Linked DNA regions of Homo sapiens: region 1 is linked to region 2. The links are chromatin loops, found by intact Hi-C in ENCODE. Cell type or tissue: heart left ventricle. All regions are shown on one strand. Links, peaks and the distances in the headings refer to the core of each region. The heading gives the core; the rest is flanking DNA. Region 1 has its middle 18 kb from the start of CCL5. Region 2 has its middle 10 kb from the start of LYZL6.

Region 1 (12,185 bases), core at 2,213-10,212, 57 kb before region 2:
ACAGCATTTCGCCTTGTTGGCCAGGCTGGTCTTGAACTCCTGACCTCAAGTGATCTGCCCGCCTTGGCCTCCCAAAGTGCTAGGATTACAGGCGTGAGCCACCATGCCTGGCACTTTTCCATATGTCTTTGAACAAATTATTAACTCTTTTTCACCTTGGTTTGCTTTCTGGAAATGGGGCTGAGAATACCTAACTCCTAGGATACGTCAAAGGATTAAATGAGGCAATCAGTAAATTGCCCAACACCATTTCTGGCACAAAGTAGATACTTGGAAAACAATTCCTTCCCTTTCTTTCCCCAAATGTCAAGGTGCCAGCATTTCTTCCCTCAATGGCTTCCCCTCCCAGTAGAGATGTTCATCTCACCGAGAGTTAGAAGGCATGGCGGTGGGGGAGGGGAAGTTGGGGATTTTCTGTGAGCTGTCAGGCACCGTGCTAGACACTACACATTATTTCACTTATTAGGAAGAAACACACAGAAAATGGTGATGACTCAGACCTGCCCTGAGCTCTCCTGCCCTCAATGCAGTGGGCTACAGACACTCAGCCCCATGCTCTGTCCTTCACTGGATTTCTGTCTCTCAGAGCCTGGCCACGGAGGGGGATGTGATCCTTCTCCCTTCTGGCTGTCCTTGCAGGCTAGCCCACATACCCCTTTTCAAAGAGTTTCACAGAGAGGCTTAGGAAGGAAGCCTTAGAAAGGAAGTGACAAAGTTTCAGAATCTTACAGGATTCTGTAGTTGTAGTCTGGATCTGCTCTTTTTTAGCTTGTCCTGGGAAGCCCCTTGGCTTCTTGCCTATTACTTCCATTCTCAGGGACGGGGGTCCCAGTCCCCTGCTTCCCCACTATGCTGCTTGCCCTGCTTTCTAGTGTTCAGGTTAGAATATTAGGGCCCTTAGAACCTTCCTAGGCATTCATTGCATTTTTGAGGCTCTCCAGCTTGCATGAAAAAGTCCCCTTGGGGAATTTCCTCAAATTAGGGTTTGGAAATTCTGCACCGTAGTCATTCCTTCTAGTGTCAGCTTTGGGTGGTGAAAAGAGCAAGGAATGGGAATTAAGAGACCTAAGCTCTAGTCCCATTGTAGCTCCAAACCCACTTGTTACATTTTGGCAAACCACTTGCCCTTTGTAGGCCTAAGTTTCCTCATCTGTGAAATGAGGGTCTGACAATGTTATTTATTTCCCTCTTAGTTAAAAGATACAAAAGTAAAGGATTTCTAGTATACTAGAGTGAGATTTGGGGGTAAGTTTCCTGTTTGCTCCTAAAATCAGTTCACATTACTTCTCCTATGGGTAAGGCTGAGGGAGTAACATACCTTCTTTCCCTCGTATCCATCAAAGGCCTAGGACTCACTTTACCATTTAGCTCATGAACTTCTGTGAGCAGCACTGTCCTCCTCCGCTTACCCACTCATTCCTACCTTTTCACACATCCCTTCACTCCATCCTGTCCAGCACGCGTCTATTCATTCATCTATTCCTTCATATCTGCATCTTGTGTCTGTTAAAATTCTTTGTATTCATGGCCAGGCACAGTGGCTCATGCCTGTTATCCCAGGACTTTTGGAGGCTGAGGTGAGAGGATCGCTTCAGAAGTTCAAAACCAGCCTGGGCAACATAGGGAGACCCTGTCTCTACAAAAAATTTAAAAATTAACTGGGTATGGTGGCACACACCTGTGGTCCCAGCTACTTGGGAGGCTGAGGTAGAAGGATCACTTGGACCTGGGAGATTGAAGCTGCAGTGAGCCATGATCACACCACTGCACCCCAGCCTGGATGACAGAGTGAGACCCTGTCTCAGGAAAAACAAAAAAACAAAAAAACAAAAAAACACACACACACATTATTTGTTCATAAGTGGAGAAAACTTTTGTGGACTGGGAGTGTGGAAAAAACAGTCAACATGCATTTTTCCTGTTCTCTTACACCATAATAATACAGAAGACTTCTGTGACAAAATATGTAGGGGTTTCTTCCCACACACCAAGTAAGCAATTAGTTCTGCAGTGGACACAGCCGGGTGTCCACCAGTTAATTCAACTGTGACACCATCTACCTGGAAATAGCCTCAGAAACCACAGGTTGAGGAATCAGTTCCACAGAACTGCTCCCTCCTTCCCACCAGTCACGAGTCTGGGCTTCCAGAATGTCTGACCAGCTGGCTTCAAGTTGGGGTTACCATGACCCACCCTCTTCGGGGTTGATTAATTTGCTGGAGGAGCTCACGGAACTCATGGAAGCACTTACTTACATTTAAAAAGGATGCAAATAAATAGCCAGATGGAAAGATAACACAAGGCAAGATCTGGAGGAGCTTCCGTTCCTGTGGAGTTGGGGTGCACCACTCGCCCAGCGCGTGGATGAGTTCTCCTTCACTGTCCTGTCAGCCTCCATGCGTTCAGCTATCCGGAAGCTCTCTGAACCTTGTCTTCTTGGGCCTTTTATACACTCGTTGGATAAGCATGACTAAAGCATGGACAACCATGTCAAAATGTGATTGGGCAAAAAGGGTATGATTTAATACTAACAGACCGAGGGTGGAATCCATCAGGGCCTGTCTGCTCAGATTCTTTTCGGCCTTTCTGTGCAGCATTCCTTCCCTCCAGGGTATGGGGCAGGGCCCTCTCTGGAATGAGGGTCTTATGACCCACAATTAGATTAGAACCCTGCCTTGGGCAGGTGAAAGGAGGGCAGGAGAGGTCAGAGAGAGAGAAATTCTGCTTCCTGAGGCCTGTTTCTAAGGCCTAAAGTGTCCCAACATTATAACAGATGACTGTAAAAGGGCTATGGGAGTTATAGGCCAGGAACTGTGGATGAAAACTTATATACATATAATTATAGATATATATACACACACACACAATTATATCACACTAACTTAATCAGGAAAGTAATGTATTGGGGGTAATGTTGAGTAGCTCATAGAATGGGTAGGATATTGGAGAACTTGGCTTGGAAAAATGACAAGTGAGAAACCAGAAACACTCTGTGTTTGTGGGCAGCAGGAACTACTTGGCAGTGCCATCAGGGTGCCACTGTTTTTTTTTTTTTTTTTTTTTTTTGAGACGGAGTCTCGCTCTGTCGCCCAGGCCAGACTGCGGACTGCAGTGGCGCAATCTCGGCTCACTGCAAGCTCCGCTTCCCGGGTTCACGCCATTCTCCTGCCTCAGCCTCCCGAGTAGCTGGGACTACAGGCACCCGCCACCGCGCCCGGCTAATTTTTTGTATTTTTAGTAGAGACGGGGTTTCACCGTGTTAGCCAGGATGGTCTCGATCTCCTGACCTCAAGATCCACCCGCCTTGGCCTCCCAAAGTGCTGGGATTACAGGCGTGAGCCACCGCGCCCGGCCAACCACTGTTGATATAGATGTATTCCAGTTAATTTTCCTATCCTCGTCTCACTCTACTAAGGATTCACAGTCCTAGGAGAGGGAGTATGACCAGCTAATCTTGTGTCATTTGCTTGCTTCTTGGCTGGGAGAAGTTAGCGTCCCTGATATGTCGTACTGCTGAGACTGTATACCCTGGAAGGAAGAAGTAATTGCATAAAAAGATGTCAAGGTGATTTTGAAGGGGTAATGGATGCTAGTAGAAAAATAAAAGCAAAACAAGTAAACAAGTGAACCAATACTCAACTCACCAGTCACCCACCCACCCACTCATCCATCCATTCATCTGTTCACCTATTCATTCATCCTGTCATCCATATATCATCCATTCTCTCAGCCAGTCAAGCAACACAATTTTATTGAGTACCCATCGTGTTCCAGAGGCCATGCCAGGCACTTAGATACAGTAAAATGACACCACTCAGAAACATCCCAAGAGTATCCTCACAAAGGACGCAGCTATGAAGCTAAAAGATACAGAGAAAGGAATGCATATACGTCCATGTACTGGAGGGTTCAAAACAACATTGCTAGGGACATGGTGACTAATTCTGGATGTGGGCAGATAAGAGCTGATTTTTATGAACATCTCATACTGCCAGGAGATTGCTTAACATGGGGCAGAAATGGGACCAGGATTAAGCACCAGAAAACCTGGGTCGGCCTCTGGTCTCTGCTTCTCTAGAAAAGGCATATTTCCTTTTCCTTATCTGCTCAACAAGAAGAATGAATATAAGAATCCGTGTTTTGTCTAATTCAGAGAACTGTGGAGGTGAAATGAGTTAATGGATGTGAAGGCATTTTCCGATACAAAGAAAGATAATTATTTCACCACGGTGACTTCTGTTTCCTGAGTGGCTGGTAGCTCTGTGGCTAATGTGCTTTGACTTCTTTCACGCCCTCGCTGCCCGCTATCTGGTGGTAACTGTGCAGGGGTCTGTTGTGTTTCAGTTCCTTAGGCTGGTCGATGAATGTCCAGGGTCATCACTGCTACCTGCCTCAGAGAAGTGGACGCTTAAGGTCCTGTGGGCCCCAAGGAAGCTGGAAATAGTAGCTGTGTGAGTGTGTATGTGTGGGACTGGGGCTGGTTTCTTGTATGTGGGAATGAAATAACCAGGGGAAGTTCTGAACCATGTGGTAGGCTCAACTACTTTCAGCCCACAATAGGAAGGAGCTCCAACTTGTAGCCAAGCCAACACAGGAGACCACAGCTTGAGGTCAGAGGGTGAAGCATATACTGTCTAGAGGAATTAGCCCTGAACCTACAGCGTTCCAGGCCACAACCCTGAGTGAGGCAAGTCGGCTCTCTGAGCCCCAGTTTTCTCATGTGTGAAACGGGTGGCTTGCCTGTAGGAAACAGGCTGTTGGTGGTGCTGGCTCATCTTCTTCACTGGTCCTAGGATGAATTTCTGGGCCAGGCATGGGCCTGCCTGTTTACTTCTCAGCTAGTCTCTTCCGGCTTTTTCCTCATCTAAAAAGCACTCCCGGCAGGGCACAGTGGCTCACCCCTGTAATCCCAGCACTTTGGGAGGTCAAGGCAGGCGGATCACTTGAGGCCAGGAGTTCCAGACCAGCCTGGCCAACATGGCGAAATCCCGTCTCTACTAAAAATACAAAAAATTAGCTGCGCATGGTGGCGCGTGCCTGTAATCCCAACTACTTGGGAGGTTGAGGCAGGAGAATCACTTGAACCCAGGAAGCGGAGGTTGCAGTGAGCCAAGATGGTGCCACTGCACTTCAGCCTGGGCAACAGAGCAAGACTCCACCTCAAAAAAAAAAAGCACTCCCTTGACTGCCTTTTATTATTATCACTATTATTTTATATTATTATTATTATTACTATTTTGAGACAGAATTTCACTCTTGTTTCCCAGTCTGGAGTGCAATGACTCGATCTCGGCTCACTGCAGCCTCCGCCTCCTGGGTTCAAGCGATTCTCCTGCCTCAGCCTCCCAACTAGCTGGGATTACAGGCATGTGCCACCACACCCGGCTAATTTTTTCTATTTTTAGTAGAGACAGGGTTTCACCATGTTGGCCAGGCTGGTCTTGAACTCTTGACCTGAGGTGATTTGCCCACCTCTGCCTCCCAAAGTGTTGAGAGTACAGGCATGAGCTACTGCGCCCGGCTGTGCCTTTTATTATTGATGGGCTATACATTGCTACATCCTCTATAAAGTTTGAAAAAATTTAAAAGTACATACTGTATTTAATAAGCACTAGTATTCCTACTTCTAGGAATTTATCTTACAGATGTAGTCACATATGTACAACTTGATCTATACAAAATATTCATGGTTTGTAATAGTGAAGATTGAAGTTTATCAATAAAGGACTAATGAAATAATTCTGGCACTTCCATATAACAGAATGCCAGGCTGCTACTAAAAAAAATGAGGAGGCCGGGCATGGTGGCTCACGCCTGTAATCCCAGCACTTTGGGAGGCCGAGGTGGGCAGATCACGAGGTCAAGAGATCCATCCTGGCCAACATGGTGAAACCCTGTCTCTACTAAAAATACAAAAATTAGTTGGGTGTGGTGGCGCGTGCCTGTAATCCCAGCTACTCAGGAGGCTGAGGCAGGAGAATCGCTTGAACCCAGGAGGTGGAGGTTGCAGTGAGGCGATATCGCGCCACTGCACTCCATGCACTCCAGCCTGGGTGACAGAGTGAGACTCAGTCTCAAAAAAAAAAAAAAAAGGGCAGTCTTCATACTTGCAGAAATGAATAATCCCTAAGACACACTAGATGAAAGAAACAAGGAGGATAGAATGGCTTACATAGTATGCTACAATGTATGTGTGTTTAAAAAGAAGAGAGAGACTCATCTATGTTTGTAAATGCTTTTGGAGGCTGCATAAGAAATTGGCAACAATTCCCTTCCTGTTAGGAAGGGTAATGGGAGAGAGGCCTGGAGGACAGCGGTAGGAGGGAGACCTTCTTTTCCTTGTATACCACTTTGTATCTTTAGAATTTTGTATCATGTGCATATTTGATCTATTTCTAATAAGTCATGTGGTAGGGGGTTACCCAGGTATTGGAGGGAGAATTCCCATGGAGCTTCAGCCCGTCTTAGAGCTTCTTTTACCCCCTCAGGCCAGTAAGAGATTCAGGCTCTCTCAGCAGAGGTTGAGGTGCATGATTCACCCAGTGGCTCATTCCTGCCCCAGCCCCCTCACCCAACCCCTCACCCCACCCTTTACCACATCAGGGAAGTGGGCTTTTAGAATCATATTTTGACACCAAAAACAACCATACGTGCCCTCCCCCAAAAGAAGAAGAGTGATATTTCATCATCTCCGGGGAAGGAGTGGTAGACATTATCTCCTCTGATGGAGGGTATTTCATAGTGGAAACAGGATAGTCTTTGGAGTTGTACAAACTTTGGTTCAAATTCCAGCCTCTGCTGCTTATGCTGTAAAAGCTCAAGAAATTGCTGTGCTCTTGCTGGACTGTTTCCTCATCTATAAAATGAACTGACTTTCTACTGAGCCCACGTGACTGGTAAGGACCAGATAAGGTCATTGCATATGATGCCTGGCACATACTAGGTGCTCAGTAAATGGAAGTAGTTGTGCTCACAGTCACTGAGATCAGCTCAGCCTACTGGAGCCCTTTATCACAAAGGAAGGAGGAAACAGTAGTGGTTGGAATTGGACTCAGTTCAGCAAACACTGATGCCCTCTCTGGGCTTGGCCCCTTGCCCAGTAGAGGTAGAAAGGCACAGTGCCTCCTTGCCAGGGATGCACGTTGATCAGAACAGTCCGGGAGAGCCTCAAGTTTGCAGCTGCCTCTCTATAGTTCTGAGGTCTAGAGACAGTGTGGTCAGCCCAAAGGGGGCTGTTTCCAGGGCAGACTCAGCATTGGTGTTTGCAGTGGGGACTCTCTTGTCAGGGAACAGGCTGAGTTGGGAGTGAGAATCCTGGAGGTTGCTTCGTGAAGATGGTGTGTTGGACCAGTAGGGACCTCAGGAACAAGCTTCCCCAGCGTCGAGGGCTCCTGTCTCCTGGCTTGTCCCCTCCGCAGAGGCCCCTGCAGTACAATGGCCTTTCCTGCCACTTGGGAATTGATTTTGAAGATGGGGTTTGCCTGTCAGCTGCAGACACATATCTCTTTTCTCCCCTGATGGGCAGTGGCGGAGAGCATGGGCATTTAGAGGAAGCAGACCTGGGTCTGGGTTCTTGCTTGGCTGTTGATTCACTCAGTGGCCACGTTCCCTAACTTTGCTAAGCCTCAGTTTCTTTGTGAAATGGGTATAATAATATTACCTACTGCTTCATGTGAGGATTCAAAAAAATACCCCATTACAAAAATGTTTGTAGGCATTACACAACTATTTTAGCAAAGCTGCCTAACATTGAGCTGGCTGATCTAAAATGAGGGCAAAATTATTCTTAGGGAGGGAATTACTCTTAGGATTAGGGGGGAAAATACCTTAATGGGCATGTGTGATTATAAAAAGGGAAATCCCTCCATTCCATCCCGCCCCTACCTCATATTGCCTAGAGAGGGCTAACTCTGCGTAAGAAACAGGATTGGAAGTCATTCATGGTCAGTGTGAGATGGGGTAAGGATATGTGGTGGTGAGAGAGAAGAGGGGAGATGTGCAGGGATCTAGAACACAGTGGGCCAGATCCTGGGAATAAAATCAGGCCAGGGAGAGATTAATTTATTCTGTCAGGGAATGGCCAGTGGTTTTTTAAGGCAGGGATTTTTATGGCTGGTATCCAAATTCAAGTTCTCACCTGAATTATTCTGTGCTATATTCAATACCTATCTTGTGTGCAAATCTCCAGTAAACATGTTACAACCAATAGCCTTACATCGTGGTTGTTTTGGGGGAATGAAGAAATGAGGGCCCTGACCCTCGTGGGGTGAAGCAGCATGTGAAGAAATGGAGAATTCCGTGGAAGCTGGGAATCAGAGGAAGAGGTGCCATGATGTAACAGGAGCCTTCAGTTCTTGGGGATGTAGATGGGGTGAGTCTTGACTACTTGCAGTATCTGAGATGGAGAATGGGAATGACTTTTTGGATATTCTGGTGAGGTTCCGGATGCCCACATAGCAGAGGCTGCCAAATGGGCAGTTTAAAAAGGATAGAGGACATGCTGAGGCTCAGATCAGTGAGAACTGGGTGGGGCCCAGGCAGCAAGTGGCTGTGGGTTCTGGCCTCAGCAAGAGAACAGACCACAGGGTCCGCCAGCTGTGGCACTGGAGCATCAAGAGGGTCCCGGAGCAAGGTGAGATGAGCCATATGTCAACACGTCAGCTGCAGTCAGCAGAATGAGAACCATGCCCCACCCTCTGCATGACGCCCTGCATCCTGAAGCCACCCTGGGAGGTAAGAAACAGTCCTGACAAGGAGTTTGAACTTCACATTGGCCATGAATATTTACCTGAAGTGAAACTGCTTCATTTCAGAGGAGCTCATTTTCCTTAATTACCCTTGTTCAAATGTTTCTTCCACCATTGGTGAGAGTGGGTGCTCCAGTGTGAGCTCAGTTACTGAAAAATAGCAACTCTTTTCTGCACGTCCAAGTTGTAACATGTACATTTTTGACACTGCTACATGATTAATGATGAAGAACTACCCCCAGGGTCACATAAACACACAGTCCTCCAGCCATAAAACTTCCCTCTCATGTTGCAGACACACAGGCTGCTTTCTAGCCCCATCGCTGCAGACACTCTAACCACCCGTTTGTCTCGTCAAAATCCTGTCAGTGCTTCTGAAAACAGGAGAGAAACACTGACAGCTCACACCCTCACTTTTCTGTCCTGCAGCTGCTTTTTGATGGCTCCAACCCCTTAAGAAGGCTTAATTTCCCTGCAGGGACCAGCCAGGATATGCTCAGAAAGTAGGACATGGAATTGTTTTGTTAAAAAAAAAAAAAAAGTAGAAAAAAGAAAAGAAATGGAAAACATAGAGACAGTCTGAGTCACAGTGAGGCAGGGCGTGACCTAGACACACTGGGTATCAGGGTGGCTGGATTTTCTCTTTACTGTTCCATAGAATGTGGCCTTTCCCGTTCTGAAAAGTAAAAGATAATATTAGCTAATGTGTCCCTCGAGCCTTGTTGGGAAGATTAAAGAATTGAACGGTATTTGGCACATTGTAAACTTTCTCTCTCATCGTCTATACTTTTGCTCTTTCTTTTTCTTTCTCCATCTCTTCCACTTTCTCCATCAGTGACAAGTTGAATGATAGTACCATTAAAAATCCCCGCTGTGGCCGGGTGTGGTGGCTCACGCCTGTAATCCCAGCACTTTGGGAGGCCGAGGCGGGTGGATTACCTGAGGTCAGGAGTTTGAGACCAGCCTGGCCAACATGGTGAGATCACTTCTCTACTAAAAATATAAAAGTTAGCTGGGCGTGGTGGTGGGCACCTGTAATCCCAGCTACTTGGGAGGCTGAGACAGAAGAATCGCTTGAACCTGGGAGGCGGAGGTTGCAGTGAGCTGAGATCACGCCACTGCACTCCAGCCTGGGAGACAAAGCGAGACGCCGTCTCAAAAAAAAAAAAAAAATCCCCCTATGAGGAAATAGGAACTTTCCAGTTGGGAGGTGGGGCACATGGAAATAGGAGTTGTCATAACCCCACATTTTGGGCAGCCATGCCAAAAAGCAGTGTGGACTTTCTGCCTCCTTCATCTCCTGTTCTTTACAAATCAGCTCCACCACTTACTAGCTGCCTAATTCTGGGCAGCTGGTTGACGTTTCCAAGGCTGTTTTCTTATCGGAGATATGAGGATGATGCTATACACTACACAATGTGGCTATGATTAGGAATTGGCCTAAAATATGTAACATGGTACTTGGCAGATACTCCATAAATGTGGCTGTTTAAGCTAAAATGATGAAGCTCAACGGGTCAGGCTAACAATCTAGGAGTTGACTTTTCTTTCTTTCCCACCTTTCTTAGGTTGGCTCCTCCAGAAGCCGAACCTGAGAGAGGATTTGAGTGCAAGTATTTTTTTTCTCTTTCTTGAGACAGAGTCTCACTGTTACCTAGGCTGGAGTGCAGTGGTGTGATCTCAGCTCACTGTAACCTCTGTCTCCTGGGTTCAAGCAATTCTCGTGCCTCAGCCTTCTGAGTAGCTGGGATTATAGGCATGCACAACCATGCCCGGCTAATTTTTGTATGTTTAGTAGAGACGGGATTTCACCATGTTGGCCAGGCTGGTCTCGAACTCCCAGCCTCAGGTTATCCACCTGCCTCAGCCTCCCAAAGTGCTGGGATTACAGGCGTGAGCCACTGTGCCCGGCTGAGTGAAAGTAGTTTACTGAGAGGTGATCTCAGGAAGCTCCAGAAGGGAAATGGGGAAATGAAGTATACCTTATCTTATTTTAGCCTCAGATCAACCCTCTCTGGATATTGTTATTATTCTTTATATTCTATAGATGAATTAAGTGGTGGTTTTAAACATGTCCACAATTCTATATTTGTACCATCAAGTGGTGGAAAGTAGGTCCTCTGTTCTTGGATCTTTGCAACATTCTCAATACGTGGATCAGAATGATTCTCAACGCTAGATTAGAAAATGTTGCCCAGATGCTTGCTATTCTTTTTGAAATATTGGCTCAGGAAGCCTTTGAAGTGTAGCTACCCTGAGACTGCCATGCTGGAGAGACCATGTGGAGAGAGACAGAGAGAGAGAATTAATGTCTGACTGTAACTACCTGAGAGACCCCACACCAGAACCTCCCAGCCAACCCTTTCCTGCATTCCTAATCCACAAAAATTGTAAGAGATAAGAAATGGTTATTGTTTTAAGCTTAAAGTTCTGGGGTGATTTTTCTGTACAGAAGTTGATTACTGGAACATGATCTTGATGGGGTATGGAGCATGCTACCCCAAAATGTGGCACCTTGGCCTACTGATTATTTTAAGCTGAAAGAAACTGAGAAAACTACAGAAACAGGGAGGTCACTCTCTGACCTCCTCCCACCTTTCTCCCTTGAAGCAGGCTGTAAAAGAATTCTGATCTACCTCCTCTGAAAATAGGTCATAAGATCCTCATTCCAGAGAGGTCCTCCCCAACCCTGGAGGCCAAGAAGAATCTGAGCAAACAGGCCTTGATAAGTCTTCCCCTCCCTCAGTTTATTACCATTAGAATATACCCTTTTGTCTTCTAATCATACTTCTGCATGACTGTACATAAAAGTAGTTTTTCTTTAGTATTTGGATTTTCATTTCTGAAGTCTCTTGTTTTATGTAAAACTTACCATAAATAAATTTGTATGCTTTCTCTTGTTAATCTGTCTTGTTATAGGGGCCTCAGCCATGAAACTCGCGATGGGTGAGAAAAAGATATTATATTTCCTCCCCTACAATTTGTGCCCAGATTTTTCTGACTGCAGAGATCTCCTTCAATAACTCCTTATTTATTTATTTATTTATTTATTTATTTATTTATTTATTTTTATGTTTTGTGGCAGGGCCTTGCTTGTACCCCCGGCTGGAGTACAGTGGTGCAATCACAGCTCACTGTAGCCTCAACCTCCTGGGCACGAGTGGTCTTCCCACCTCAACTTCCTGAGTAGTTGGGACTACAGGCATGCGACACCATACCCAGCTAATTTTTGTATTTTTTATAGACACAGGGTTTCGTCATGTTGCCCAGACTGGTCTTAAACTCCTGGGCTCAAGCCATCTGCCCACCTCAGCCTCCCAAAGTACTGGGATTACAGGTGTGAGCCATCACACCTGGCCAATAACTCCTTATTTCATAAAAACTAAAATGCAGACTCCTTTGTATGGCATTCAAGTGTTGACAATTTGGCCCCAGACT
Region 2 (12,185 bases), core at 2,786-10,785:
CCAAAGAGTTGTGGTTCTCAGGCTGGGCACAGTGGCTCACGCCTGTAATCCCAACACTTGGGGAGACCCAGGCCGGTGGATCACATGAGGTCAGGAGTTCGAGATCAGCCTGGCCAACATGGCAAAACCCATCTCTCCTAAGAATACAAAAAATTAGCTGGGCCTGGTGGCACACGCCTGTAGTCCCAGCTACTCAGGAGGCTGAGGCAGGAGATTTGCTTGAGCCCAGGAGGTGAAGGTTGCAGTGAGCTGAGATTGCACCGCTGCACTCCAGCCTGGGCAACAAGAGTGAGACTTGGTTTCAAAAAAAAAAAAAAAAAAAGTTGTGGTTCTCAAGGGCCTTTGGAAGGCCTCCCAGCTTGCCTGAAATCCACGATTATAAAGCCCGTCAAAGTTGCATCATCAGACGCTGCAACATCACAGGTTAGCATGTCCCTGAGAAAACGACACACTGAAAGGTAATTTTTATAAGAAATAGGGAAAAGAGAGAAGGTTCAATTGAGGGGTAGGAAAATATGATGGTGGAGCCCCCTTACGGTGCTGCAATAGAAGCTTCCCCCCAAAAAGCAATAGTGGTCTGGGCGCTGTGGCTCAGTCCTGTAATCCAGCACTTTGGGAGGCTGAGGCGGGTGGATCACTTGAGCTCAGGAGTTCGAGACCAGCCTGACCAACATGGCAAAACCCCGTCCCTACTGAAAATACAAAAATTAGCTGGGTGTGGTGGTGTGTGCCTGTAATCCCAGCTACTCGGGAGGCTGAGGCAGGAGAATCACTTAAACCTGGGAGGCAGAGGTTGCAGTGGGCCCAGATCATGCCACTGCACTCCAGCCTGGGTGACAGATAGAAACTCCATCTCAAAGAAAAAAAAAAAAAGAAAGAAAGAAAAAGAAAAAAAAGCAAATTGTGAGCATACATTGAGCCATCCCAGTGTGTGAGGCATGATGCGGAACACTCTATGCAGGCAGTCATCTCATCTTCACAGCACTCTTACTAAATAAACTGCAGAGAGGTGGCGGGGTGCAGTGGCTCACGCCTGTAGTCCCAGCACTTTGGGAGGCCGAGGCGAGTGGATCATGAGGTCAGGAGATCGAGACCATCCTGGCTAACACGGTGAAACCCCGTCTCTACTAAAAATACAAAAAATTAGCCGGGCGTGGTAGCGGGCGCCTGTAGTCCCAGCTACTCCTGAGGCTGAGGCAGGAGAATGGCGTGAACCCAGGAGACGGAGCTTGCAGTGAGCCAAGATCACGCCACTGCACTCCAGCCTGGGAGACAGAGCGAGACTCGTCTCAAAAACAAAACAAAACAAAATAAACCACAGAGAGGTTAAAAAATGCCTAAAGGTCCAGGCGCAGCTCACATCTGTAATCCCAACACTTTGGGAGGCCAAGGTGGGTGGATCACTTGAGCCCAGGAATTCAAGACCAGCCTGCGCAACATGGCGAGGCCCCATCTCTACAAAAAATTACAAAAATTAGCCAGGTGTGGTGGCCTGTAGTCGCAGCTACTCCTGAGGTTGAGGGAAGAGGATCCCTTGAGCCTGGGAGTTTGAGGCTGCAGTGAGCTATGATTGCACTACAGCCTGGGTGTGAGAGTAACACAGTCTCAAAAAAAAAAAAAAAAGAAAAGAAAAAGAAAAGCAGTTGTGGACACACATTGAGCCCTCCCAGTGGGTGAGGCACAATGCCAAACACTGTATGAAGGAAATAATCTCATCTTCACAGCATTCTTACTGAATAAGCTGCAGAGAAGTTAAGAAACGCCCAAAGTCACAGAGCTGATAGGAGGCAGTGCAGGATTTGAATCCAGATTTGACACTAACGTATGGATCTAGCTACTGCTCTGCAGTACCCACTTAAAGGGAAGTGTTTTTCTTTCTTGGTTATTTAGTTCATGTGTTAAACTGGTTGGTGTTGGTAGCAGATGGTGAGTATTATAGTTCAGCCTTCTGGAGAAAGCTTGTCAGGCTTCAAGAGAATGTTAAGCATCTATGATGGTCCTAGAGGGAGGTTCCCCTCTCCACCCCTTCACTGCTTTACATGGAGCACTTATAGTGTGTGAGGTTCTGTGTTAAGGATGATACTTTCATAATGACGGTATCTGAAAGGCAGGTGGGCAGAGGCCAGCAACAAGGAATTGAAGGGTCAGTGATGTAGCAATCCAGTGACATTGTTCATTTGCACACACATGGGTCTGTCACATGCAGCCCAACTCACCTGGAGTCCTGAGAAGGTAACCAGACCAGGATGGAGGCCCAGGGAACTCACCAGAAGTTCTCAAGCATCAGAACACGGTGAAAGCATCCTGGTAGGCAGATAACACATGCCCACGGTTTGTGAGAGAAAGTCCTCCAGCAGTTTCTCTCCTTCCCCTTGGCTTTGACCTGGCATACCTGGGATCAGGCAGTTGATTCTCCAGGCCAGGTGCCTCAGGGAGGTGACCCTTCCTGTTCTGGGTTCTGCAGAAGCCAACAGCTCTGGGCTTGTGCCCATCAAGCACTCTTCTGCCCATTTTACTCTCTCGTGGATGCATGGTGGTGTTGATACAGGCCCTGAGTTAAAGGCTCCATGGCCGCCCATGACAGGAGGACAAAGCAAAAGAAAGCCAGAGTTAAACAGGCCCCTTGGGTCCCCTCCTTCACTTCATAGATGGGAAAACCAAGGTCTGGGCAGGGAAAGGGATTCAGCCAAGGCCACAGCGCACTGATGGCCACGCCAGGGTTAGGATTCCCAGCACAGTCTGTTTCTCTCATACTCCGCAGCCTTCTCTAATAATAGATTTTGGGTTGGGTTCTTCTTTATCAAGCGCTGGTCACACATTATCTCTATCTTTCTTAAAACAATTGTTCTTTAATATCATTATATATTCAGTCAGTGTTCAAATTTTCAACTGTTTTATGTCAAAAAGCCTTTTCTAAAGTTGATTAAATCAGGATTGAAATAAGATGCACACATTATGATTAGTCGATGTCTTTTAAATCTTTTAATCCATGGATTCCTCTTTCCTCTTTCTCTTTTTCCTTTTATTCTTGAATAAGCCACATCATGCCTAAACACCTGAAATCCTTCTCATTAAAGAGAAAAAAAAACACCACAGGAAACGTTACTACATATATAAAGATGAAGATAGGAATTGCTTGTGAGTGAAGCAATGAAGTCTGAGCACAATGTGGAAACTGGAAATCAGAGGTTGCATTTTAAAAATCTCCACTCTCTTCTTTAGATAGATTGGTGATTATTTTACCTATTTCATTTTAACTATCTTAAACACAACGTAAGGAACCTAAAGAGAAAACTTGTCAGCAATTGATCTGTCCTTTCAATGAACAGTGAATGCCACGGCGTATGTCTACCTGGGTACAAATCTCCTTTGCTAATAAGCAAACAGTGAACCTCTAAATCAATGTAAACTTTCATCATGTTTCACTTCAGTTGATTCCACACGTTGAGGCTAAGCACAGCTGAGCAAATCAGCTGTAAAATCCTAAAGTAAGAAGATATCATTTTAAAGATAAAAATTGTGATATTTAGGCCAGGCACGGTGGCTCATGCCTGTAATCCCAGCACTTGGGAGGCAGAGACGGGCGGATCACGAGGTCAGGAGATCAAGACCATCCTGGCTAACATGGTGAAACCCCATCGTCTCTACTAGAAATACAAAAAAAAAAAAAAAAAATTAGCCGGGCGTAGTGGCGGGCACCTGTAGTCCCAGCTACTAGGGAGGCTGAGCCAGGAGAATGGCGTGAACCCGGGAGGCGGAGTTTGCAGTGAGCCGAGATCATGCCACTGCACTCCAGCCTGGGTGACAGAGCAAGACTCCATCTCAAAAAAAAAAAAAATTGTGATATTTAGACAAAGCATTCTTTTACTGATTTCATTTAAAAAACCATCTGTGCTCTTGGCTGAACGTTGTGTGAATTTGATCCTGTCATCACAATGCTAGCTGATTATTTTACACACTAGTTGATGCAGTTTCTTCATAGTGTCACTAGTCTTTATATTTTGGTGTATTTTTGCAGTGGCTGGTACTGGTTTTTCCTTTCCGTATTTGGTGCTTCATTCAGGAGCTCCTGCAAGGCAGGCCTGGTGGTGATGAAATCCCTTAGCATTTGCTTGTCTGGAAAGGATTTTATTTCTCCTCTGCTTCTGAAGCTTAGTTGGGATGGATATGAAAATCTGGGTGGAAAATTCTTTTCTTTAAGAATTTCTTTCTTTTTTTTTTTTTTTTTGAGGTGGAGTCTCACTCTGTCACCCAGGCTGGAGTGCAGTGGCGCCATGTTGGCTCACTGCAACGTCTGTCTCCTGGGTTCAAGCAATTCTCATGTTTCAGCCTCCAAGTAGCTGGGACTACAGGCACAAGTCACCATGCCTGGCTAGTTTTTGTATTTTTAGTAGAGACGGGGTTTCACCATGTTGACCAGGCTGGTCTTGAACTCCTGACCTCAGGTGACCCCAAAGTGCTGGGATTACAGGTGTGAGCCACCATACCTGGCCTCTTTAAGAATGTTGAATATTGGCCCCCACTCTCTTCTGGCTTGTAGAGTTTCTGCTGAGAGATCTGCTGTCAGTGTGATGGACTTCCCTTTGTAGGTGACCTGACCTTTCTCTCTGGCTGCCCTTAACATTTTTCCTTCATTTCAACGTTGGAGAATCTGACGATTATGTGTCTTGGGGTTGCTCTTCTCAGGGAGTATCTTTGTAGTGTTCTCTGTATTTCCTGAATTTGAACGTTGGCCTGTCTTTCTAGGTTGGGGAAGTTCTCCTGGATAATATCCTGAAGTGTGTTTTCCAACTTGGTTGCATTCTCCTTGTCACTTTCAGGTACACCAATCAATTGTACATTTGGTCTTTTCACATAGTCCCATACTTCTTGGAAGTTTTGTTCATTCCTTTTCACTCTTTTTTTCTCTAATCTTTTCTGCATGCCTTATTTCAGCAAGATGGTCTTCAATCTCTGATATCCTTTCTTCCACTTGATCACTTTGGCTATTGATACTTGTGTATGCTTCACGAAGTTCTCGTGCTATGTTTTATGTTCCTTTCTAAACTGGCTATTCTAGTTGGCAGTTCCTGTAACCGTTTATCAAGGTTCTTAGCTTCCTTGCATTGGGTTAGAACATGCTCTTTTAGCTCAGAGGAGTTTGTTATTACCCACCTTCTGAAGCCTACTTCTGTCAATTTGTCAATCTCATTCTCCATCCAGTTTTGTGCCCTTGCTGGAGCGGTGTTGCGATCATTTGGAGGAGAAGAGGCATTCTGGTTTTTGGAATTTTCAGCGTTTTTGCATTGGTTTTTCCTCATCTTTGTGGATTTATGATCTTTGAGGCTGATGACCTTTGGATGGGGTTTTGTTGGGGGGTTGTTTTTGTTGATGTTGTTGTTGTTGCCGCTTTCTCTTTGTTAGTTTTTCTTCTAACAGTTAGATCCCTCTTCTGCAGGTCTGCTGCAGTTTGCTGGATGTCCACTCCAGACCCTGTTCACCCGGGTATCACCAGTGGAGGCTGCAGAACAGCAAAGATTGCTGCCTGTTCCTTCCTCTGGAAGCTTCATCCCAGAGGGGCACCGGCCTGATACCAGCCGGAGCGCTCCTGTATGAGGTGTCTGTCAACCCCTGTTGGGAGGTCTCTCCCAGTCTGGAGGCACGGGGGTCAGGGACTCGCTCGAAGAGGCAGTCTGTCCCTTAGCAGAGTTGGTGTGCTGTGCTGGGAGAATCCTCCTTGTGAGGATCAGCCACTCTCTTTAGAGCCGTCAGGCAGGAAAGATTCAGTCCACTGAAGCTGTGACTGCAGCCGCCCCTTCCCCCAGGTACTCTGTCCCAGGGAGATGAGAGTTTTATCTGTAAGCCCCTGACTGGAGCTGCCACGTTTCCTGCAGAGATGCCCTGCCTAGTGAGGAGGAATCTAGAGAAGCAGTCTGGCCACAGCCGCTTTGCTGCACTGTGGTGAATTCCACCCAGTCCAAACCTCCCAGTCTCAGCACTGTCAGGTGAAAACTGCCTACTGAAGCCTTGGTTATGGCGACCGCCCCTCCCCCAACCAAGTTCCATTGTCCCAGGTCGACTTCTGACTGCTGTGCTGGCAGTGAGAATTTCAAGCCAGTGGTTCTCATCTAGTTGGGCTCCGTGGGAGTGGGACCCGCTGAGCAACACCACTTGGCTCCCTGGCTTCAGCCCCCTTTCCAGGGGATATGTAATATTCTAAAGCCTTTATTGTTATTTTTACAATGCTCACAGCATCTTCACTAAGTATAGACTCCATCTTAAGAAGCCACTTCCTTTGCTCTTCCATAGGAAGCAACTCCACATCTATTCAAGTTTTATCATGAGATTATAACAATTCAGTCACATCTTCAGGCTCCACTTGTAATTCTAGTTCTCTTACTATTTCTGCCACATCTCCAGTTACTTCTTCCACTGAAGTCTTGAACCTCTCAAGGTCATCCATGATGGTTGAAATCAATTTCTTCCAAATTCCTAGTAATGTTGATATTGACCTCCTATGAATCACATCTTCTTAATGGCATTTAGAATGGTAAATCCTTTCCAGATGAAAATCTTGGAAATCCTTTTCAGGCCGGGCACGGTGGCTCACGCCTGTAATCTCAGCGCTTTGGGAGGCTGAGGCAGGCGGATCACGACGTCAGGAGATCGAGACCATCCTGGCTGACATGGTGAACCCCCGTCTCTACTAAAAATACAAAAAAAAAAAAAAATTAGCCAGAGGTGGTGGCGGGTGTCTGTGGTCCCAGCTACTTGGGAGGCTGAGGCAAGAGAATGGCATGAACCCGGGAGGTGGAGGTTGCAGTGAGCTGAGATTGTGCCACTGCACTCCAGCCTGGGAGACAGAGCAAGACTGAGTCTCAAAAAAAAAAAAAAAAAAAAAAGAAACTCCTTTTCAATTTACTTTGCCTAGATCCATCAAAACAATCACTATCTATGGCAGCTCTAGCCTTATGAAATGTGTTTCTTAAATTACAAGACTTGAAAGTAAAGTTACTCCTTGATCCATGGGCTAAAGAACGGATGTTGTGTTAGCAGGCATGACAACAACAATAATCTCCTTGCACGTCACCATCAGAGCTCTTAGGTGACTAGATGTACAGTCCATGAGGAGTAGTATTCTGAAAGTTATGTTTTTTCTGAATAGATCTCAACAGTGGGCTTAAAATACTCAGTAATCCATGCTGTAAATGGATGTGCTGTTACTCTGGCTTTGTCGTTTCATTTATAGAGCACAGGTAGAGTAGATTTAGCATCATTCTTAAGGGCCCTAGAATTTTTGGAGTGGTAAATGAACACTGGCTTTAACTGAAAGTCACCAGCTACATTAGCCCCTAACAAGAGAGTCAGCCTGTCTTTTGAAGCTTTGAAGGCAGACATTGACTTCTCTATAGCTATAAAAGTCCTAGACAGCACCATCTTCCCATAGAAGGCTGTTTTGTCTACACTGAAAATCTATTGTTGCTCTCGAATGGCCCTGGCCAGGAAGATGAGTTGCGTGTGTCACTTCAACTGGCCATAGTGGTGGGAATGGAGGCAGTGGGGCCTGTGTGGCCGCCTGGGTTTGTGAAATGGCTGCTGGCATTTCTGAATTCAGTGGGGCTGATTGCAAAGGAGACCCAAGAAACAGTGCCAAGTTAGATGCTGATTACTCACTTTGAGTCCTTTATTGTGGAGTCTGTTCATTACTAACACACACACAGACACACACGCACACACATAACATATCCATACACATATCACATTTTAAAATTCTGTTTATTTTTTCTTCCAACTTTTATTTTAGGTTCAGGGAGTGCATGGGCAGGTTTGTCACATGGATACATTGTGTGGGGTTTGGTGTACCAATGACTGTCATCCATGTAGTGAGCATAGTACCTGATAGGTAGTTTCTTTTTACCTTCTTTCTTTTTTTTTTTTTTTGAGATGGAGTCTCGCCCCATCCCTCAGGCTGGAGTGCAATGGCGCCATCTTGGCTCACTGCAACCTCTGCCTCCCAGGTTCAAGAGATTCTCCTGCCTCAACCTCCTGACTAGCTGGGATTACAGGCCCCTGCCGCCATGGCCAGCTAATTTTTGTATTTTTAGTAGAGATGGAGTTTCATCATGCTGGCTAGGCTGGTCTCAAACTCCTGACTTCAGATGATCCACCCACCTGGGCCTCCCAAAGTGCTGGGATTACAGGCATGAGCCACGGTGCCCGGCCCCTGATAGGTAGTTTCTTGATCCTCACCCTCTTCCTACTCTCCACCCTTAAGTGAGCCCCAGTGTCTGTTGTTCTCTTCTTTGTGTCCATGGGTACTCTATGTTTAGCCCCCATTTCTTAGTGAGAACATGCAATATTTAGTTTTCTGTTCCTGTTTTAATTTGCTAAGGATGATGGCCTCTAGCTGCATCCATGTTGCTGCAAAGGACATGAATGATTTCATTCCTTTTTTATGGCTGCACAATATTCCATAGTGTATATGTACCACATTTTCTTTATCCAGGCCACCACTGTTGGGCATCTAGGTTGATTCCATGGCTTTGCTATTGTGAAAAGTGCTGTGATGAACACGTGCACACATGTATTTATGGTAGAACAAATTATATTCCTTTGGGTATACACCCAGTAATGGGATTGCTGGGTTGAATGGTAGCTCTGTTTTAAGTTCTTTGAGAAATTTCCAAACTGCTTTTTAAAAAATAATACATTTAAAAAATCCATTCAGCTTGGTTGGTTCAAGTTGGTTCCACAGCTTGGCTACTGTGAATAATGCTGTCATGAACATGGGAGTGCAGGTATCCCTTTGACATTGATTTCCGTTTCTTTGGATATATACTTAGAAGCAGGATTACTGGATTATGTGATAGTTCTTTTTTCAGTTTTTTGAGGAATGTCCATGCTGTTTTCGATAATGGCTGCACTAATTTACATTCCCACCAACAAAGTAAAGAGTTCCCTTTTCTCCACATTCTTGCCAACACTTATCTTTCATCTTTTTGGTAAAAGTCATTCTAATTGGTGTGCGATTATATCTCGTTGTGGTTTAATTTGCATTTCCCTAATGATTAGTTATGCTAAGCATTTTTTTCACGTACCTATTGGCCATTCGTATGCCTTCTTTGGAGAAATGTCTGTTTAGGTCATTTGCCCATTTTTTAATCAAGTTGTTTTCTTGCTGTTGAATTGTTTGAGTTCCTTTTACATTCTGGATATTAACTCCTTACTAGACGTATGGTTTGCAAACATTTTCTCCCATTCGGTGGATTGTCTCCTCACTTTGTTAATTGTTTCCTTTGCTGTGCAGAAGATTTTTAGTTTAGATGTCATCCCATTTGTCTGTATTTCCTTTTGTTGCCTGTACTTTTGAGGTATTTTGTCAATATTTTATCTCAGTTTATCAGTTGTCTTTGTCTTTTGACTTTGTGGTATTTTTTTGGTCATGCAACATTAAAAGTTTTATTTTTTATTTTTTGAGACAGAGTCTCACTCTATCACCCAGGCTGGAGTGCAGTGGCATGATCTTGGCTCATTGCAGCCCCGACCTCTTGGGCTCAAACAATCCTTCCACCTCAGCCTCCCTAGTAGCTGGGACTATAGGCATGCACCATTACGCTTGGCTAGTTGTTTTCTTTTTTTTTTTTTTTTGTAGAAACAGGGTCTTACTATGTTGTCCAGGCTGGTAAATTTTTTTCATGTGGCCAAATTTGTCAATCTTTTCTTCTGTTCCTCTAGATTTAGATCTTAGAAAGCCTTTCTCTTCACCAAGGTTAAATAAAAAGTTACTAAGTTTTCTTCCATTAGTTGCATGGTTTTATCTTTAGATATTCAGACCCTTTAGATCCTTAATCCATTTGTGTATTCTTGAGCATGGTGTGAGATACGAGTTATCTATATGGTTACTTAGTTGTCTCAGCTCATTTAATTAAAAAGCCCACCTTTATCCCAATGATCTGAATGCCACCTTTGTCATACACTAAGTGTTGCATGCCCTTGGGTCTAATTCTGAACTTTTTGTTCTATTCCACTTGTTTATTGTCTATTTGTGTACTAGTAACACACTGTTTTGATTTAGGCTTTATAGTAAGCTTCAATGGGTGGTAGTAAGAGCCCTGTTGTTTAATTAACTATAGCAGAGTTGAGGGTAATGCTTAGCTTTGTTATAATTCTAGATCTAAATAGCTGTATCTTGTAGATTGTTACTATTCAATTATAGATTACTGATTACTTGAGCCAAAGGAGGTTAGGGCCAATACCAAATACAAATTTTAAAGAAAAGTGGCTAATTTATTTAGTTCATCTGGCATTCCTAGAGAAACAGATCTGGCACAATATAAACAGTCTATGTACATTCAATCCCCAGTTTATGAAACTCTCTCAGAGGATTGGTGGAATTCCATATTCTCTAACAAGATTCATTCCTGGGGCACATGAATCTGATTCTGATTTGACTTATACATTCGTCGAGAACCACTATTATGTATAAGCACCCAGCTGAATGCTGCAAGATTTCCTAATGGAAAATACTGGCATTTTCACTCATTTGCAAATATTAATTGAACATTGTATGCCAGGCATTGTGCTAGGTTCTGGAGCTATAATAATGAATAATATAGTTATGACCCTTGTCTACCCTCCACAGTTTAGCAGGAAACAGAGGCAATTAAACAAGTAATAATAATAGTGTGATAAGTACTAGAAGAGAGGAAATATAGTGTGCTGGGGCAACACACAGCTGGGGCACCTTAAGGTAATTTAGGAGAGTCAGAAAAAGCTTCTTAGAAGAAGCAATATTTAAGCTGAGACATGAAGGAGGACAAGGAGTGAACCAAGGTGTGGTAGTTTTCCAGGCAGAGGAAAACAGTGTGTGCAAAGGCCCTAAGGCAAGACATAGCTTTTTACTTTCAAGGAACTAAAATCAATTTCTGTGTGGTTAGAGTATAAGTGAGTGGGGAATGATGGAAGATAGGGCATGGTAGGGGTTTTCCACCTGCACTGGTTTTGCTCCCCAGGAAACATTTGGCAATTTCTGGAGACATTTCTTGTTGTCTTAACTAGGGGTTGAGACAGTGCTATTGGTAGTAGACAGAGATCAAGGATAGTTCTTCTAAATATCCTACAGTAGACAGGACAACATCTGCCTTGCCCTTGCCCCCCTCACCCCCGCCCCCACACACAAAGAATTATGTGGTCTAAAATATCTGGTCCTGGCGAAAGCAAAGGTCCTTTCATTACAATTCATATAATATTTTAAGAAGAGAGTTTGGATTTCATTCAAGGGCAAGGAGGAGCTATTTGCTGGCTTTAAGTAGCAAAAGCAAATGTTTTAGAAAGATTACTCAGTACAGAGAATTGACTAGAGTTTCTTCATTCAAATATTTATGTGCCATGCATTGTGTAGGAGCTGGGGATACAGTGGTGAACATTTAATCACTGACCCATTCCAGTGGAAGAGGTAGAAAATAAAAATAATATGGAAATTAACGATGAACAACAAGGCTGTTTTCCCATATTCAGTATCCCAAATGTAGATGAAATCTGGGTCTGAAAATAAAACTTCAGTATTAATTTTTAGAGAAAAGCCCTAGACAAATTTTATAAAACATCATCTATGGGGTATTTGTTGTTTAGTTTGGATCTCATTTCTCCTAAATGTAAATATTTAAAAAAAAATCGCCACAACACAAATAAAATCTTGTTCTTCATTATTGTTCTTCATTTTCTGTGTATGTATGTGTGTGTGTTTCTGGCTTACTTTTCCACATTATGTTTAAAATGCTTAATATTATAGGATTACTGAAATGATTACTTCTTTGGCTGACAGCTTTAATAGTGACAGCAACAATTTTGGGAACCATGATCATTTGACACCCCCCAGTATAGTACAGAACTTGTCTCTTGGCAAGGATGACATTTAATTTTTTCTTACATAGGTTTCCTTGGGGGAAAATAAAAACCTTTGCTTTTTGTATCTCTGTGACTCTTCTTAAAATTAGCTATTTTCTAGAATGAGCTCATTTCGATATATTAGCTTCTTAATCTAAGCAGTAAATCAGTGACAACTTGTTTAATGTGTTGGGAACTTCTAGTTGCATAAAAACCTTTTTTAAAGAACTTTAGGTCAGCAAAATGACTGAAAGGTACACCTTCATTATAACTTTCTTGCTTCGAAGCCACAATCAATGATGGATGGATTTTCCAGAATA

Evidence for each region. A loop is a pair of places that touch in the nucleus more often than their neighbours do. Peaks named below come from ENCODE experiments on the same cell type or tissue, not always from the same donor. Only the 100,000 strongest peaks of a DNase experiment are listed, where the experiment ranks them.
Region 1: a loop joins it to region 2, with 4 times the contacts of the local background. A loop is called at or near these places in 3 of 110 quality-filtered maps.

What each region holds. Positions count from the first base shown.
Region 1 is chr17:35,891,854-35,904,038 of GRCh38, forward strand. No RefSeq gene overlaps it. Among named protein-coding and RNA genes, the nearest start is that of CCL5, 18 kb to the left of the region's middle. RefSeq lists a silencer at 158-358. In heart left ventricle, for the core only: no CTCF peak of the experiment used is centred there; a DNase peak (open chromatin) is centred at 7,091; H3K27me3 peaks cover 1,605 bases.
Region 2 is chr17:35,947,907-35,960,091 of GRCh38, forward strand. No RefSeq gene overlaps it. Among named protein-coding and RNA genes, the nearest start is that of LYZL6, 10 kb to the left of the region's middle. In heart left ventricle, for the core only: no CTCF peak of the experiment used is centred there; no DNase peak of the experiment used is centred there.